Linked DNA regions of Homo sapiens: all the other regions are linked to region 1. The links are chromatin contacts, found by Hi-C or POLR2A ChIA-PET in ENCODE. All regions are on one chromosome and are shown on one strand. The core of a region is the stretch at or near the end of the contact, and the rest is flanking DNA. Distances in the headings are between cores, read along the strand shown.

The links. Hi-C counts contacts between places; a loop is a spot of excess contacts on that map. ChIA-PET counts read pairs that join two places held with the same protein, here RNA polymerase II (POLR2A). Pooled maps may share reads with other maps.
Region 2: a pooled map shows a loop between it and region 1 (4-fold over the local background). The contact joins two enhancer-like sites. A Hi-C loop is called at or near these places in 2 of 50 pooled maps. POLR2A ChIA-PET finds 5 or more read pairs at or near these places in 2 of 52 experiments (CD8-positive, alpha-beta memory T cell and activated B cell).
Region 3: a loop to region 1 is called in a pooled map, with 2.4 times the contacts of the local background. The contact joins two enhancer-like sites. A Hi-C loop is called at or near these places in 1 of 168 maps with a recorded cell type or tissue (mesothelial cell of epicardium) and 2 of 50 pooled maps. POLR2A ChIA-PET finds 5 or more read pairs at or near these places in 2 of 52 experiments (H1 and activated T-cell).
Region 4: a loop to region 1 is called in a pooled map, with 8 times the contacts of the local background. The contact joins the promoter of CDKL4 here to the enhancer-like site in region 1. A Hi-C loop is called at or near these places in 33 of 168 maps with a recorded cell type or tissue (CD4-positive, alpha-beta T cell, CD4-positive, alpha-beta memory T cell, CD8-positive, alpha-beta T cell and 25 more), 18 of 37 single-sample maps with no recorded cell type and 20 of 50 pooled maps. POLR2A ChIA-PET finds 5 or more read pairs at or near these places in 4 of 52 experiments (MCF 10A, OCI-LY7, activated B cell and 1 more).

Annotation. Positions count from the first base shown.
Region 1 is chr2:38,946,327-38,948,906 of GRCh38, forward strand. The region is part of intron 10 of ARHGEF33 (Rho guanine nucleotide exchange factor 33); the gene reads left to right. All of the region lies in intron 2 of LOC105374471 (a long non-coding RNA gene), which reads right to left. Among named protein-coding and RNA genes, the nearest start is that of ARHGEF33, 58 kb to the left of the region's middle. RefSeq lists enhancers at 711-1,211, 1,212-1,712 and silencers at 902-1,196, 1,019-1,205, 1,472-1,591. Within about 2 kb of position 1,290, at least 4 of the 41 ENCODE cell types and tissues checked have a DNase peak (open chromatin) inside an H3K27ac peak, as active enhancers do; they include PC-3 and PC-9, where a contact is called at or near this core.
Region 2 is chr2:38,534,888-38,537,467 of GRCh38, forward strand. No RefSeq gene overlaps it. Among named protein-coding and RNA genes, the nearest start is that of LINC02613, 20 kb to the left of the region's middle. RefSeq lists an enhancer at 1,076-1,686 and a silencer at 1,270-1,329. Within about 2 kb of position 1,309, at least 9 of the 41 ENCODE cell types and tissues checked have a DNase peak (open chromatin) inside an H3K27ac peak, as active enhancers do.
Region 3 is chr2:39,264,894-39,267,473 of GRCh38, forward strand. MAP4K3 (mitogen-activated protein kinase kinase kinase kinase 3) reads right to left here. Exons shown (of 34, transcript NM_003618.4): 27 at 2,296-2,354; 28 at 310-413. Among named protein-coding and RNA genes, the nearest start is that of CDKL4, 22 kb to the left of the region's middle. Within about 2 kb of position 1,303, at least 3 of the 41 ENCODE cell types and tissues checked have a DNase peak (open chromatin) inside an H3K27ac peak, as active enhancers do.
Region 4 is chr2:39,242,688-39,245,267 of GRCh38, forward strand. It overlaps CDKL4 (cyclin dependent kinase like 4), which reads right to left and starts at 1,283. Exons shown (of 10, transcript NM_001397900.1): 1 at 1,184-1,283.

The DNA.
Region 1 (2,580 bases), core at 40-2,539:
TGAAAAATTAAAGCTATCATACAATCCTCTATGAAAGTAAGATCATAGTTATTTCAAGATATCTGCGATAATGCTATTCATGTTAGTTATTTGCTAGACTAACCTTCTTTTTTCTTTGCATGGACCAAGCAGAGAAAAGCTTCAACCCCACCCTCTTCGTTAGTACTGAATATGAAGTCTCTGGTTCTGAGCTTGGTGGTACTGCCGTTTTTCTATTTTAGGGTTAGATTTTCATTATCCTCCTCCACTCATTATCTTTCTTCTTTAAAGCTTTCCTGAAACCTCTGTGTGTACTTTATTTCTTTCTTTATTTTTTTGAGGCAGGATCTCACTCTGTTGCCCAGACTGGAGTGCAGTGGCATTATCTCGGCTCACTGTAACCTCCACTTCCCGGGTTCAAGTGATTCTCCTGCCTCAGCCTCCTGAGTAGCTGAGATTACAGGCACACACCACCATGCCTAGCTAATTTTTATATTTTTAGTAGAGATTAGGTTTCACCATTTTGGTCAGGCTGGTCTCGAACTCCTGACCTCAAGTGATCTATCCACCTCAGCCTCTCAAAGTGCTGGGATTACAGGTGTGAGCCACTGTGCCCAGCCTTTGTGTGTACTTTAAATAGACCAGCTGAAGGAAATACAAAGCAGAATGAAATTGTTCCTTTTCTCTATCGGCATTTTTCTCCATGCAAAGATGAAAATAAGTATATTAACATTTACTATCGGCATTTTTCTCCATGCAAAGATGAAAGTAAGTATATTAACATTTACTAACTTTCCCATCACAAACCACAAACCTTCAGCACTTTTTACCCCATTGGAAAGTAAGTTGGGATGCAAATAACCTCCACTGCAAGTACAACTTGACATTCAAGCCTGAGGTGGCCACATCTTCTCCAACCTATTAAATAAAACCTTAGGTTTTTCCTAAAGAAAAGTGAGTCACTCAAGAGCTTCCTCAGCCTGTTTGAAGCCAGCCGTGCCCCTGGCTGAAAGGGCTGGAAGTTGCAGGGGCACATTGCTGCTGGCTGAAACCTGGGCAGAACTTGAGGGCTATGATTCATTTGTTTGTTTTGTTTAGAGACAAGGTCTCTGTCTGTCGCCCAGGCTGGAGAAGGGTGCAGCGGCCCAGTCACAGCTCACTGCAGCCTCAAACTTCTGGGCTCAAGTGATCCTCCCACCTCAGCATCCCCAGCTGGGATTACAGGCATGAGCCACCCTGTGCTCTTATACATCATACCACTAACAGCTACTTTTTCAGTTTATTATAAAGACGGTGTCTTGCTCTGTTGCCCAGGCTGTCATTTGTCGAAGGATCACAGAAGTTGGAGTTCTGGGCTTTTTGGCTCTGACTCACCTAGGTAGAGCCACAGCCTCAGGATCACAGTTCTGTCTGAACACTTATGGAGGGAGCAGTGATCAGCTCAGCAGGATTGTCAATTAGCCTTGTAAGCTAAACTCCAGTGCTGTGTCCACCAAGAGCTCAACAAGCTTCGTGCTACAGATCACCACCAGGTGGCACACGTTTAATGATCATGCCCATCCAGGGTGGCGGGAACCTGCTACTGCCAAGCTCAGGAGTTATTTTGGCCTCATTCTGGGCTGACAAAAGCTACATTATTAACCTCAAACTATAACTGGATTTTTCTTTCTTGCTTTTAGTGTATTTCCCTCATTGATTAAGTACTATATTGTTAGGAGATAAAAACTTTGAAGGCTTTAGAAATAATAAACTACTAATGTTGCCAAAATTTCATCCCAGTAAGGAATAGGAAAAAAAAAAAGCTGAGCTCTGAATACTTCGTCTTCATGAAAAAGTTGCTTCTGGGCGTCAGGTCTGGCGCCAGGCAAAAGAGTGAAACAGGTTAAGTGTGGCTTGTACTTGCCATCTTTCTCCCTTTGCTGTCTGTCTTCTGATTTCACACTCCTCCCTAATTTCAAATAATACCCTTGTTAAATTTTTTTAAAAGGTTTAAAGCCCGTTTTCAATGTTTCGTATAGAATCCACTGTAGGTCATTGTTTTTCATGTAACTTATGTGCTTCCACAATGCTTGATGGAGGCCTTAGCCTTCTCCAACCCCACCCTGAAATCTCAAACAGTCATCCCGGTGGGCAGTCCAGGAGGAGATTGGTACCAGCTCTCCCATTCTCCAAGTACATTGACCACAGTGTAGCAGAATGCAGCTCTCTGGAAAGAAAGGGAGAAGGAAGGAAGAAAGGGAAGGAGAGAGGGAGGGAAGGAGGGAGAGAGGAAGGGAGGAAGAAAGGGAGGGAGGGAGGAAGGGGAATGAAGGAAAGAAAAAGGAAATCGATAATCCAAGACATTTTATATACATATATGGACAATTCTTCACAAAGTCAGATCTTCCCATGGTGCCCTAATATCTTCCAGGGTCACACCAGGACTATTACACAAAGTCATTTACAACCACTGGGTAGGAAGAAATCTTTTGCACCTAGATCTTTGGCTGGTGCAGCATTTTACACTTTCAGTACAATCAGTTGTGTTTTTCTCCATCAGGTTTATGGTCTTCTCCCAGTCAGTATACCCCGTAGCTACCCCTCCAAATTCCCCTCTGATCT
Region 2 (2,580 bases), core at 59-2,558, 410 kb before region 1:
GGGAAGACGCATTTCTCTTCTGAAGCCTTATCTCTGAAGCTGAGCTTGGAGTGAAGTGACAGGCGGAACCGACTCCTTGGAGGATGGAATCTTGAGGTTTTATGTGGGAGCAGAAGAGAAGCAAGCACCAAATATCTATCAAATGCCCACAGAGGGAAACACTGTAGTAGCTGCCTAGAGATTCAGTCCTGCTCAAGTTTCCCTGCTCAGATCTCAGGCGCAATTTTGAGAAATGTTCTTCTTCCTCAGTGGATGACCTCACCCTTTATGGGGAGGCGTGCCCATACGCACAATAACACAGTACTCATAAAGTCCAAGAGAGGCCGGTCCAGGCCTTGGCCAGGGAAGCATCCATGGACTTGGGCGTTCGTTGCAGAATGTTCAGACAGGTCTGGATGAGGGGTGAGGCCCTGCCTTGGAGGGGCTGCCCTCCCTCTGTGGCACGGAAGCCCTGCTGCCTGTGACAGGAGGCGACTGCACCTCACCCGCGGCCTGTATGCTGCAGGACCCAGCGAAGAGCTTCCTTAGCTTGCAGCTGTGCAGACACTAGGAAAGGGAGCACCTACCAGGGAGATTTGCCTTCTTGGTCCGGTAGCAAATGCAGTCCCGCCGGCCCACCTGGTACAGGTAGGACGTTCCGCAGGCCTTCCAGATCTCCTTGGCAGGTTTATGGGCGAGAGAAAGCGGTTCCCAGCCTCCTGCCCTGATGCGGCTGCACCTTCTGGACCACCGTGAACACTCTGCCCCCTGCCAGGCCCCCAAAATACTCTTCTGTCTCTACAGTTGTGCCACCTTTCCCCAGCACCAGGGAGCAGCTCGGCAGGACCAGGCTCTGGGGGTCAGCACATGCGTTCTTCACAAGCGTAAGAGGGCTGTCGTGAGGGAAAAAAAAATGGCATTATATGACGTCATTCCAGCTTTCATACCCTTTCTGGAAATAAGTGATGATATAAAGAAATAGACATAGATTATGTACACACATACATGAAGGGTAAGTACTTGGAAATGTTAAAGAGTTCGTTTTAAAAGTCCTTAGGCAGCACCCCTTTCTCAAGTTAATTCCCACTTGATCAAAGGTGGAGCTGCGGGCTCCGAGGAGGCGCGGTCAGGGTGGCAGGCCTGGGCTGCGCGGACCGCGAGCGAGCCTCCTGGGTCTCCCTCCTTAGCGGAGAAGATCCTCCAGGCTAAGGTCCAAGGCCCATCTCCCTTGGGGTTGTGGCCGCCCACCTCCTCCCCGCCACCCTGGGCTTTGGCTTTGTCCTCAACCACGCCCCGGGAGTGCGCGGAGCGGTCGCAGTTCTGTTAGCCAGGGTTGCGTTCCCACCGCGAAGGCCCGGGCGCGCGCTGCTGTGGATCGAGTCTGGGGCTCCGGCCACCAGGTGGCGCCACACGGCTACCTGCGCGCCGCTCTGAGGCGGTCGGATCGCCGCGGTGCAAAGGACCCAAGACCGGGGGTAACCGGTCACCCGAGCCGACCCACCGCCCGCACTGCCGAGGCTCAGGCGCCCCAGTTCGGTGCCAAGAGGCACGCCCCGGGGCCAACCTGGACAGGTAGCTTCAGCAAAATTGCCGGACAGTTAAAAAAAAAAAAGTTTCCACCCCACCCCCCACTCCCAAATCAATTCAAAAATAAAAATTAAACTGTGGGCTGGGCGCGTCTGAAACCCCGTCTCTACAAAAAATACAAAAATTAGCCGGGCTTGGTGGCGTGCACCTGTAATCCCAGCTACTCAAGAGGCCGAGGCAGGAGAATCGCTTGAACCTGGGAGCGGAGGTTGCAGTGAGCCGAGATCACACCGCTCCACTCCGGCCTGGGCAACAGAGCAAGACTCCGTCTCAAAAAAAAAAAAAAAAAAAAAAAAAGTTAAACTGTGGTGGGGAAAGTTGTTGGCGACAATACAGACCCGCATGGATACAGGCAGCGGGGAGCATGAGTTCTGGAGCCAAAATTGCTGAGTTCAAATCCTGTTTAATGACCTTGGGTGCGTTATTTAACCCCGTATATAACCCCATTACCTCATCTGCACATGCAAATAATTTACTTAGAACTCACGTCATGAATTGTTGACAGGAATTAAATGAGTTGATACACCATATATATTTATACGTGTGTGTTTTACATATTTAATGTAAGTGCATATAAATGTATGTATGCATATAATCATATGCATGTATAATATACAAAATTATGTACATATATAACATATATGCCTAGTACATAGTAAGCACCAGTGTTAGCTATATTTTATGCATTTATATATTTATTCGTTATGCAAGTTCTATGAATTATTAATTTTTAAAAACATTTTCACTCAAAAGAAAGACACTATTGGGGTTTAACCTTTTTTTTTTTTTTTAATTTATTTTTGAGATGGAGTATCTCTCTTTCCCCCGGGCTGGAGGACAGTGGCATGATCTCGGCTCACTGCAAACTCCGTGTTCTGGTTTCAAGCAATTCTCCTGCCTCAGCCTTCCAACTAGCTGGGATTACAGGCGCCCGCCACCATGCCCAGCTAATTTCTGTATTTTTAGTAGAGATGGGGTTTCACCGCGTTGGCCAGGCCGGTCTTGAACTCCTGA
Region 3 (2,580 bases), core at 53-2,552, 320 kb after region 1:
ACCAGAGAGTGTATTCAAAATATTTCACTGATCTTTTAGTACTTCCTGTTTCTGCCATCAGGCTCTGTATGTGAGACACTATTTCCAGCTCCCCACCGCCATACCCTTGCATTATTTCTCTAGTCTCTTATAAAACTTTTACTAGGCCAATTAAGTTGCTTACAACTGGGCAGATTTTTACAACCCTGCCACATTATCTAAAATCACTAAATTAACTTGAAAATTAACTGAAAAAAATGTTTCTTTAAAGAACAGTAAGGTTGACAAGCTTTTATAGTAAGAATAAGATAGTCTGACTTTTATGCTTACCTTAATTAACATAAATTTCTGCATTGGTTCAACCCATTCTAATAGAACAATGCTAGTCTGAAGTGCTCCACATAGGTATTTATGGCCCGTGTAAGGATTTCTTACTGTCAAAGCAAAAATATAAATGAGTTCTCTTATAAAACAAAGTCATTATGACAATAATTGCATGCTCAAAAAAACAAACAAAACTAAACAAACTAAACATAAAACAAAATCAAAAGCTGGTTGCCAGTTCAGTTTCTTAATTAGAGGGCTGGGTGAAAAAAATACTGTTTCAGGTAATAGCAGGAAATGCCCTCTTAACTTGCAGGATTTTTATTTGTATGCACAAATGAAACTGCTGGTTATAATGAGGCTGTGGGGTAAGAGGAAGGACTTTTCGTCTTATGATGGTAGGAAAATTACCTGAGGTGGCAACATTCTGATAAAAGGGTCAAAGTAAATTTGGGAAGAAGTTGTCAGACTCCTAAGATACAACACATTCGGGTGGTTCACAAGGTGCTTTTGGTGGTAATGTTCAGAGGCAATAATGTTTTGTTTCTGAAAATAAAACACTTGTCTATCTTCCCCCTTTTGATTCAATTCTTATGGTCACTAGAAAACATCACAGATATTAATCGAACCTTAAAATACTGGTTTACAAATAATAAAATTGAATTACCTCAGATTTTGAAATTTTCTTCTGGTTATAAACCAGAAGAAGTAAAGTAAATATATGTGAAGTAAATATATTTGGAATAAAGATAAAAAAACTGAACTGTGAAAAGGGGAACAGCAGTAAAGTTCACACACTTCAAATAGATTTGAAATATTTAAATGGCAGAGGAGGAGAACAGCAAAACTGTCCCGCCAAAGAAAACAGAGAAGTCTATATAGGAAATTCTTTCCTATAATTAACTTTTCCTAAAAACCTGCCCCTTTGTCCTCAGGTAGAGTCAAGTAAATTTGCTGCAGTTCTAACAGAGACTCAACCACCATGTCTAAACCCAACCTTGTCATCCTCTTTTGCTCTAAACCAGCTGTTCTCGCTTCCTGTTAACACTTGCCCTTCTGCCAGTCTTTTGGGTTTGAGGCCTCAGTCATCTCTGACATCTTTTCCCTTCACACCCAGATACTCCTTCCCTGCTATTTGCACTGCTACTGCTCTAGCACAAGACTTCCTTCCTTACTTGTTGCACAGTAATAAGTACATGCTCACACAAGGCCAATGGCTCACACTCATCTGCCACTCTCCTTTCTATCATCTGTATCCAGCTAAGCGAATAGTCAGCATTTATTATGTAACCTTTATGATTTTTTTTTTGCCTCCACATGTTATGTCATTTCTTCTGTTTGAAATGACTCTCCATCTATTCAGTTCAAATCTGAATCTGCCTTATTTTGAGGCCTGGCCCAAATGCCACCTTCTTCAGTGAGCCTATGTTTAGAGTCCTTTCCACACTATACTTGTGGTATAATGACTCATGTGTTTATCGTCCCTTTTATAATAATAGTAACTTAAGGGAAAGAAATCATTTTTTGCTCTGGCTACATGCAAATAGAACAACTAATTGTTATTGGGGTGGGGGAGGAATTTAGGTGAGAGGAAGGTGAACATAAAAATACATGCTGAAGGAATAAATGCCATCTCACAAGCCATTGCTAAGCAGAATGGTGAATGGTACGTAACAGGACCCTTGGAAAACAGGGTGTGATAAAATGTGGTAAAAAAAAAAAAGTCATACAACTTTCTCCATTTACCTAGGCAATAAATTATTTGTTTAGCAAATAATTTATTTGCTAATAAACATTTATTTGCAAATAAATTATTTGCAAGGTACTATGTATTAGGCTTAGTCTACACAGAGATGAAACAGCCAAGAAATTTGTTCTACTTAAGCAGGAAAAATAAAGTATTGCTGGCAGAATGCCCTGGGGTAGTACTGTTTTATGCCAGATTTTAGGAGGAGTCTCAGAGAGCTATATGCTATTGGACAGTTTACTTACCAACACAACACTTCTGGCACCATTTGGTTTCAGGGATTTTTGCTGATACAGAAAATTTCCTAAATGTAAATAAAAGTGAGTACGTAATATATGTAGGCAAACTTAGTATATGAAAAAGCTACTGTTATAGATCAGTGCACAAAGGATGAGTTCAAAACTGGTGCTGACATACTAGCTCATCTATTAAAATTAGAATAAAAAGGCCGGGTGCCATGGCACGTTGCCTGTAATCCCAGCACTTTGGGAGGCCGAGGTGGGCGGATCACAAGGTCAAGACTTCGAGAC
Region 4 (2,580 bases), core at 33-2,532, 300 kb after region 1:
CAATGAAAGAAGGAAAACAAAAATCAAGAAAGGGAGAGGTAGAAAAAAAGAAGAGTGAAAAAACACATTTTCTAATCTAGGAGCTTTAGGAAACTCATGTAAACAGTGGCATTAGGAATGATGCGGATGGCCGGGCGTGGTGGCTCACACCTGTAATCCCAGCACTTTGGGAGGTTGAGGCGGGTGGAGCACTTGAAGCCAGGAGTTGGAGACCAGCCTGGCCAATGTGGTGAAACCCCATTTCTTCTAAAAATACAAAAAAAGTTGCTGGGCGTGGTGTCCTGCCTCTGTAGTCCCAGCTACTTGTGGGGCTGAGGCAAGAGGATCGCTGAACCTGGGAGGTCAAGGTTGCTGAACCTGGGAGGTCAGCGAGCCAAGGTGGCGCCACCGCCCCCAAGCCTGGGGAACAAAGTGAGACCCTGTCTCAAAAAAAAAAAAAAAAAAAAAAAAAAAAAAAAAAAAAAGGAATGACGAGGAAAAAGAGATTTTGAAGATCAGGCCATATCAGTTAGGGAATCCACAGGCTGGTAAAGTCACAACCTCCTATGTTGTTATTGTTTTCAACCAAACCAAACATGAATTTATATTTAATAAAACTAATTAGTCAAATGGGCCATTAAATCATTGTTTTATCAACATAACAGTGAATTATTGAATTTCAAAAGTACACACACCTGTTTATAAACCTGTCCAGTTGACAATACAATCAGACTAATTAAAAGCATCCCCAGAAAACCAGAATACCACATAATTATACAAAATCCGATAAAGTAATTTTGTTTAAATATATCACATTTCGTGTGTGCACATAACAGATCTGCAAGTCAAGCACAAATCCACTTTATTTCCAGGCCTCTGGTCTTCAGCCTTCTTCATTTAATGACAGTTCTCTTTCTCGGCCATAGGTAGGCCTCCGCCTTGCGCGCTCCTCGGCCCCCGCCGCCGCCCACTCCCTGGGCAGCACCATTTCCGCCCCGAGGGACCCTCACCGGGTCAGTGCTGCCACCTCGAATCCGCCCCTTCCCTTCCAGGGGCCACCGAAGCGGAAGGCGGTCCCGCTTTTCTTTCGGGGAACTTTTCTTGGTTCCTGCAACTGGGATCCGCAGTCTAGACCTCGCGGCTCACCCCATCAACCCCGCACGCTGCCCGCAGTTCCCCCGCCACCGGCAGAATCCGCACTTACTGCACCCACAGGGCGACGGTGACGAAGCTTCGAGCAGCGCCGAACAGCCCCAGCCCCAGCTCCCGCGCGTGTCGCTCGGAGGAGGCGCCGTGTACCCAGCGACTTCGGAGCCAGCGGAACCGCCGCAGCGTCTCCCGGGCAACCGGAACGCTAGGGCGCGCGGGGCACTGCGGCTTCCGGAGCGGGTTCCCCTGGCGCTGGCAGCCCCAGCCCTGATCCTTCTGAGAGGTGACAGCGTGCTGGCAGTCCTCACAGCCCTCGCTCGGTCTCGACGCCTCCTATGCCTGGGCTCCCACTTTGGCGGCACTTGAGGAGCCCTTCAGCCCACCGCTGCACTGTGGGAGCCCCTTTCTGGGCTGGCCAAGGCCGGAGCCCACTCCCTCAGCTTGCAGGGAGCTGTGGAGGGAGAGGCGCGAGCGGGAACCGGGGCTGCGCACGGCGCTTGCGGGCCAGCTGGAGTTCCGGGTGGGCGTGGGCTTGGCGGGCCCCGCACTCTGAGCAGCCCGCCGGCTCTGCCGACCCCGGGCAATGAGGGACTTAGCACCCGGGCCAGCGGCTGCAGAAGGTGTAATGGGTCCCCCAGCAGTGCCAGCCCACCGGCGCTGCGCTCGATTTCTCACTGGGCCTTAGCTGCCTTCCTGCGGGGCAGGGCTTGGGACCTGCAGCCCGCCATACCTGAGCCTCCCACCCCCTCCATGGGTTCCTGTGCGGCCGGAACCTTCCCGACGAGTGCCACCCCCTGCTCCACGGCGCCCAGTCCCATCGACCACCCAAGGGCTGAGGAGTGCGAGCGAACGGCGCGGGACTGGCAGGCAGCTCCACCTGCAGCCCCTGTGCGGGATCCACTTGTTGAAGCCAGCTGGGCTCCTGAGTCTGGTGGGGACGTGGAGAACATTTATGTCTAGCTCAGGGATTGTAAATACACCAATCGGCACTCTGTATCTAACTCAAGGTTTGTAAACACACCAATCAGCACCCTGTGTCTAGCTCAGGGTTTGTGAATGCACCAGTCGACACTCTGTATCTAGCTGCTCTGGTGGGGCCTTGGAGAACCTTTGTGTCGCTACTCTGTATCTAACTGATCTGATGGGGACGTGGAAAACCTTTATGTCTAGCTCAGGGATTGTAAACACACCAGTCAGCACCCTGTCAAAACAGACCACTGGGTTCTACCAATCAGCAGGTCGTGGGTGGGACCAAATAAGAGAATAAAAGCCGGCTGCACGAGCGAGCAGTGGCAACACACTCGGGTTCCTTTCCACACTGTGGAAGCTTTGTTCTTTCGCTCTTTGCAACAAATCTTGCTACTGCTCACTCTGGGTCCACGCCGCTTTTATGAGTTGTAACACTCACCGCGAAGATCTGCAGCTTCACTCTTGAAGCCAGCGACACCACGA